Linked DNA regions of Homo sapiens: region 1 is linked to region 2. A link is a contact called in ENCODE Hi-C or POLR2A ChIA-PET data. All regions are on one chromosome and are shown on one strand. The core of a region is the stretch at or near the end of the contact, and the rest is flanking DNA. Distances in the headings are between cores, read along the strand shown.

The links. Hi-C counts contacts between places; a loop is a spot of excess contacts on that map. ChIA-PET counts read pairs that join two places held with the same protein, here RNA polymerase II (POLR2A). Pooled maps may share reads with other maps.
Region 1: a loop to region 2 is called in a map of CD8-positive, alpha-beta T cell, with 34 times the contacts of the local background. The contact joins two enhancer-like sites. A Hi-C loop is called at or near these places in 102 of 168 maps with a recorded cell type or tissue (A673, CD14-positive monocyte, CD4-positive, alpha-beta T cell and 57 more), 37 of 37 single-sample maps with no recorded cell type and 50 of 50 pooled maps. POLR2A ChIA-PET finds 5 or more read pairs at or near these places in 5 of 52 experiments (AG04450, Caco-2, H1 and 2 more).

The regions. Positions count from the first base shown.
Region 1 is chr5:150,215,799-150,219,128 of GRCh38, reverse strand. No RefSeq gene overlaps it. Among named protein-coding and RNA genes, the nearest start is that of SLC6A7, 27 kb to the right of the region's middle. Within about 2 kb of position 1,893, at least 2 of the 41 ENCODE cell types and tissues checked have a DNase peak (open chromatin) inside an H3K27ac peak, as active enhancers do.
Region 2 is chr5:150,128,476-150,131,526 of GRCh38, reverse strand. PDGFRB (platelet derived growth factor receptor beta) reads left to right here. Exons shown (of 23, transcript NM_002609.4): 9 at 865-988; 10 at 1,559-1,770. Among named protein-coding and RNA genes, the nearest start is that of PDGFRB, 26 kb to the left of the region's middle. RefSeq lists an enhancer at 989-1,599. Within about 2 kb of position 1,451, at least 9 of the 41 ENCODE cell types and tissues checked have a DNase peak (open chromatin) inside an H3K27ac peak, as active enhancers do.

The DNA.
Region 1 (3,330 bases), core at 644-3,143, 87 kb before region 2:
TCCCCCACCCATTCTCTTCCCTCAGCCCAGCCTCACAGATGAGTGCTCAGGACTCACCATGCCAGAGAGTGCTTTAAAGAATGGGGAAGGGGAGGAAGGGTCTCTTTACCCATAAACATATGTCTGGACCTAGTGCCTGGGACACTTTGGTCCTTGGAGCCCGAGCTGCTGGCTTCTGGCAGGGCAGAGCCAAAGTGGTGATGCAGAGGCTTTGGCCACCTTCAGGCCACGGTAGAGTGGCCAACCTTCCCAGATACCTGTGTGAGATTTTCAGTGCTCAAAACAGGACAGCACCAGGCCAACCAGACAAGCTGGTCACCCATCCATTGCCCAGAGGCCTGGATGCCACGGGGCCAAGGAAAGGTGCCCATCGGAGCCCACAGTTCCCTCTAGACCATACTCCGGGTGCCTGGCACTCCAGAATCCCTGCACCAGCTGCCTTCCGGGTCTATCCTCACTGCTGGTGTGTGGAATGGCCAGGGGCAGTGTCTATAGGGAGTGTGCCCCTTGCACACAGGGGAGGACCTTCACAGTAAGAACACAGGCCAAGGCTGAGAAAAGCAAGAGAGGCTTGGGGGCTTCCATTTGCCACCTTTGCGGATGATGTTTTAAATTTGAATTAGATGCCAATAGTAAAAAATGAAGAGTTTTTTATTATTGCGGACATCACCGATGTCCTCAAGGGTTTAGTGGCAGGCGTCCTCCCAGCCCTGCCTTCACTTGCCCCAGTGGCTCCTGCCTGGCCCCTGCAGAAAGCTTTGAGGGCTTGGGTGGTCATTGTGTCCCTTCACCAGCAGGTGGCAGCACAGGAGCAGGTTTCAGGCAGTCCTTGGCCCTAGTACGTCTACCATGCCCTGTGAGATATCCTTTAACTCTCAAAAAGTACCGACTCCACTTAAAACACTATTATTATCTCACAGGAGAATGATGCTCTACAGTTCACAAAGTGCTTTCACAACACCTCTTGTCCTAGTTACAACAGTCCTATTTTGAAGATGAAAATGATGAGACTCAAAGGCAAAGAGACTTCTTGCAAGACTCTGACCAGTGCTCACCCCAGCCTTCTAACTCAGAGCACAGTGCTCTGTTCCCTCCAGGGGCCTCCCCTGCCCTGGTCGGTGCTGCCCTGTCCCTGGTCTCTGGACAGCCAGCGAGGAGTGACTGGGATTCTTAGGACCTCCTCCCCTTTTGACACTCTGTCCCCTTCCAGCTACTGTCTTCTCTCTCGGTTGTCTACACCCACAGTCTCCATACTCCAAAGGGCACTGCAGAGGGCCATTTCCCTTGCATTTTCCCACTGAGCGCACTGTGACACCTTCTCACCCTTCAGGACATGGCTCCAGCATCTTCTCTGGGAAGTTCCCTCACCCTCCCCAGCCTCCCCCGTCCCTGGGCTAGGTCCCTCCATGGGCTTCCACAATCTGCTCCACCTTCCTCACCACAGATCTCTGGTTTGAAGTCACCTAAGCAAGTTTCTGCAGAACTGTGTGCTCCTTGAAGGCAGGACAGCATCTTGTCCGTGCTCCGGATGTACGTGGCAGATACTGTCATTCTTGCATAGAGAAGACCCCTAGCAGATGTGCCCCTGGAATGAAGGAGGAGTGGAGGCTGTGTGGGCATGAGTATTCCACCCACCCAGAAATAACAACGGTTAACAGTGGGAACTGACTGAGTGCCAGGCACGCCCCACCTCTTTTATAGGTGCTCTCTCAATCTTCAGCATACCCCTCCACTGAGGGCACTACTATTCTCTTTATTCCGTTAATAAGAAGGTGCCCAGAGGAAAGGAACCCACCCAAGATGGCCCAGGGCACGAGGGAGGGAGGTGAGATTGAGGCTCTCAGCTGCTGTGAACACCTGCTTCCCACACCTGCTTCCCACACCTGCTTCCCTGGGGCATGCTGTGGCTGGGCTGGGCTCCAAGGAGGGCTCAGTGATAAGCTAGACCTGTCTCATGACTTCTGTCCCCCAAGAATCTCTGATGCCATTCCAGACAGTGAGAGACATGCAAAGAGCAAGAACTCAAGGAAGGCTGGGATGGGGGCTGGATCTGGAGGTGCAAAGTGTGCAGGAGCCCAGAGGAAGGAGAAGGAGAGATGGTGACTGGGCTGGATAAAACTTCGTGGGGTGCTTGATGGGATGGAGGCAGGGAGAGTGTGGAGGCCAGAGCAAAGGCTGGGAGCCCAGAACTGTGGCGGCAGGGTGAGCAGAACAGGCTTGGGAGGAGGCCATGGGGGCCGGAGGTGTCTAAGGGCTGAGTGAGCCCCGAATCTGCCATGATGTGGTGCCTTCTCAGGGCATGGGTTGTGCTAAATCTTTCAGGAAACATCCCCTGGCAGGTGCTGGGGGGTGTGCATAGGGCAGGGTGGGGCAGGTCCAGTCCCGTGGAAATGCCCTCTCCTTGTCCTTCCTCCTGGGACCAGCCCTGCCCTCCCTTCTCCACCCAGGGCCACCAAAGTCTCAGAGGCCACTTCCCTCAGGACGCCCTGGCCCAGCCATTCCTTCCCAGACCCAGGGCCTCAACTGGAGGTGGAGGGAGCTGGAGGGGGATGACTCCTTCCTTCCAGGAGAAAAGGGAGGACTGTCAGCATCCTCTCCCAAAGTGACCTTGGAGGAGTCACATCCCCTCTCTGGGCCTTCGTTTCCTCATATTACAATGACACTGAACCTGTGGGCCCCATATGTGAGAACTGAGCTGGCTGCTGCAGATTCACCAGGGAGTTTGCTAAACACACAGATGTTTTGGGCCCCACCCTCACAGAATAAGAGCCATTCTTCTGGGCAGGGGTCCAGGCAGCTGTAGTTTTAGTAAAAGCCCAGGTTTGGGAATTTGCATGGAGCATCCCTTCCCCCTCCCCGCATTGTCCCCACCCCGTTTCCACAGTCACAATGGCAGCCTGAAGATGCAGTTATCAGGGAGCCCCACCCCAGGCTTCCCACTTCCCTGTCCTCCCCTGACTCAGCTAGATCAATATTGACCATAGGCCCCTCCCCTGCCTCTAAGTCCTACCACCCTAAGCCCCAAAGCTCTCTGAGACCCTGACCTCGGATCAGCAGAATCAAGGTCAAGCCAGGCTTGGGACTGTGATGATTTTATTGCTGTGCCCACGCTCACCCTGTATCCCCCTACTCCTAGTGATTGGGCAGGGCATTTGGCTCACTGGAAAAACCTTCAGGGCTCTGAATCCTTAAACTCATTCTGCAAGAGAACTGAGACTTCCTTCCTACTAGGCAGAGCCAATCCCAATCCATCTCCGAAGAGGGGTGCTGCTCCCCTCCCTAGCTCCCGTGGCATGGTCCCCAGCAGAAGGCTGCATGGAGTGGGTGGGA
Region 2 (3,051 bases), core at 202-2,701:
ACACTGCGGGAGAGGAAAAACAGGGGCCGGGTAGGGAAGGTTGAGAGTGCTGGGCACAGAGTGATGGTGTGAGTTGCATTTTTGATACAGTGATCAGGGCTGAGGAAGTGACATTTGCATGAAGACCTGAAGAAGGTGAGGACATTAGCTTAGTGGATATTTGGGGAAAGGGTACCTCGGGCAGTGCAAAGGCCAGAGCAATCACTGAAAGGCTTGTGTGGTTGGAACAGGGCTGTTGGGGAGAGTGGTGGGAGATGAAGTCAGAACGGGGATAGGGCAGTGGGGGCTGGGAGAAGGGCAAATCGCATAGGTCTTTGTGGGCCTGGTGCAGACTTTGGCTTTTACTATGACCGAAATGAAGAGCCATGGCAGGGTTTTGAGCAGAGAAATGACATGATAATGACTTAATGTTTTGTTAATTGACTTTCTAAAAACAAATTTATTTTGAAAGACAAAATGTAACCTCTCTATTGTAGGTGGAAAATCGGCATCACATGTCATAAATATAAAGCAACCACTAAAATAAACTCAGAGAAGACCAAACAATGCTATTAAATGCTGGCTTCATGAGCTTGGTGGCCCAGGGTTCTGAGCTTGAGGCCTAGCCTCCCTTTGTTAAAAGGGAAGATTAGCAAGTCTCAGAGAGGTGTTAAAGACAGACTAGCACCCTGCTGAGGCGTTCCCTTTGAAGTACCCAGAAGGGAACCCATCGGTTTTCACACTGATTCCTGGTATTTAATGTTCACCTGCAGTCTACAGCCCTCCTCCCCCAAGAGAGTCTCTGGGCCAGGTCCTCCCCTGAGGACCTGTCCTGTTAACTGTCCTGACCCTCCCGCCTCCTAACTCAGTGCTCTCTCCATGCAGTCCCTGTCCGAGTGCTGGAGCTAAGTGAGAGCCACCCTGACAGTGGGGAACAGACAGTCCGCTGTCGTGGCCGGGGCATGCCCCAGCCGAACATCATCTGGTCTGCCTGCAGAGACCTCAAAAGGTGAGCAGACCTGGGCCTCAGTCTCCCAGTGTCCCCAGCTGGCTAGAAAAAGCTCGTGAAGGTTATCTAGTCCCGCCCGTTCTTCTTGGCATATTGTTCCGGGCATAGAGTTGCATCCTAGGAGGCCAGGTCACCACCTCCTTGGTCCTACTCTGTATGACCTAAATGGTCCCTTTTCCTTACCTTTACCCCTGGGCAGTTTGGCCTAGCAAAGTGCAGGGTCTGAGCCCCAGAGACCTCACCCGCCCTGTAGATCAGTTCTGCACTCCTGGCCAGGTCGATTCTAATGCAGTGGACAGAGGCAGGATTCAGTGCAGGTTCTGCCTCTACCCCATACGCCGTGTGACCCCGTGGGTCAAATAAGAATGGATTTTGCAATCCACGTTGTCAGTTCTGGGATGGGAGCACCCCCTGCTGACCAGTAGAGGGAGCACAGGAGGAGCCCGCTCGGAAACAGGCAGTGGGACATAGGAACTGGACACGTCCTGCCTCCTTCCACCAGTTTCTCCTCAGTTTCCCTGTCTGCAAGGGGAAGGGGCTGGCAGCCAACCCTACCGGCTCTCCTGGCAGGTGTCCACGTGAGCTGCCGCCCACGCTGCTGGGGAACAGTTCCGAAGAGGAGAGCCAGCTGGAGACTAACGTGACGTACTGGGAGGAGGAGCAGGAGTTTGAGGTGGTGAGCACACTGCGTCTGCAGCACGTGGATCGGCCACTGTCGGTGCGCTGCACGCTGCGCAACGCTGTGGGCCAGGACACGCAGGAGGTCATCGTGGTGCCACACTGTGAGTCCCCAGCCTCAGTGGCCCCTGACGATCCCAATCCCTACCTTAATCCTGCCTAATTGGTAATGTGCCCATGTACCCACAGCAGGCCAAAGGAGTTAGCATGCCCAGGGGCAAACAGGAGCATTGTGAAACCCTGTTGTGTACATGCATAGGAACACATTCTGGCAAACACAATATGGGTACACACGTGTACAAACACAAGTCTGTAAGCCATGGATATGAATATCCTTCAGTGTGGTGTACATATACTATATGTATGTCGTAAGCCATGTACATGAGCATGCCTGTTCCTTGAACATAGGTGCAAATCCTCTGTGTGTAGATATGTAAATCGTCTACTGAAGAATGCCCAATCTCCAGTCACTCCTGTAAAGCTAGAGTGTATGTGTATAAGCATACACCTGTGCACTATGCCTGTCCATGTATGTAAACCCACCACGTGTTTGTAAGCCATGTACATGAGCATGCCTAATTCCCAGACATCTGTTTAAACCCCACAGTGTATGTCTGTATGCATGTACCGGTGGGTACACAATTCCTGTACATGTGTACAAGCAATGCATGTACAATTCCTTTGCATGCATGCAAACTGGCATAGTGCATGTCTGTAAGCATATAATTGGAGCACACCTTTCTAGAAAAGTGTACAAGCATAATTCCCGTACACATGTGCCTGCTGTACAATGTACATCTGTTAGCAGGTACACATACACGTGTAATTTCTGTGCGTATGAACAATGCCTACCAGTGTCTTGATGCTTTTGTGTATCTAGCTGCCCGTCCTTATGCATACATGCACCTGTATGAGTGTGCTTCATTTATTCACCTTTCTTCTTCATTCGATAAATATGAGGACCCAACTTCTCATTGAAGTATAAAGGTCAAAGGGCTCAGCCCTGCCTGGACCTCCTAGTACCCATAGTCCAGAGAGAGAAGGCAGACAAGGAACTTGGCAATTCCCTCCGGGATCACCACATTAGGGGCAAAGCCTGGAGGGAGAAGGGGTCCCATGCCCAGCTATGGGATTCAGGAAAGTATTCTAGAAAAGGAACCTTTAGGTGAAAACCTGAAAAATGACTAGAAGTTAGCCTGGTAAGGAATGGTGTCCCACTCAGAGGGAATGGCCTGTGTAAAAGCCCAGAGGCAAAATGAGTTCCTAGAAATGAAAAGAGTTCAACTCAATCTGGCTGGAGGATCGAGTGTGTGGATACTTAGGGGCTGGAAGGGTGGCAGATAAAGGGGAAGGAAGTGCTATGGGATGGAGCTACAGGGGTCGGC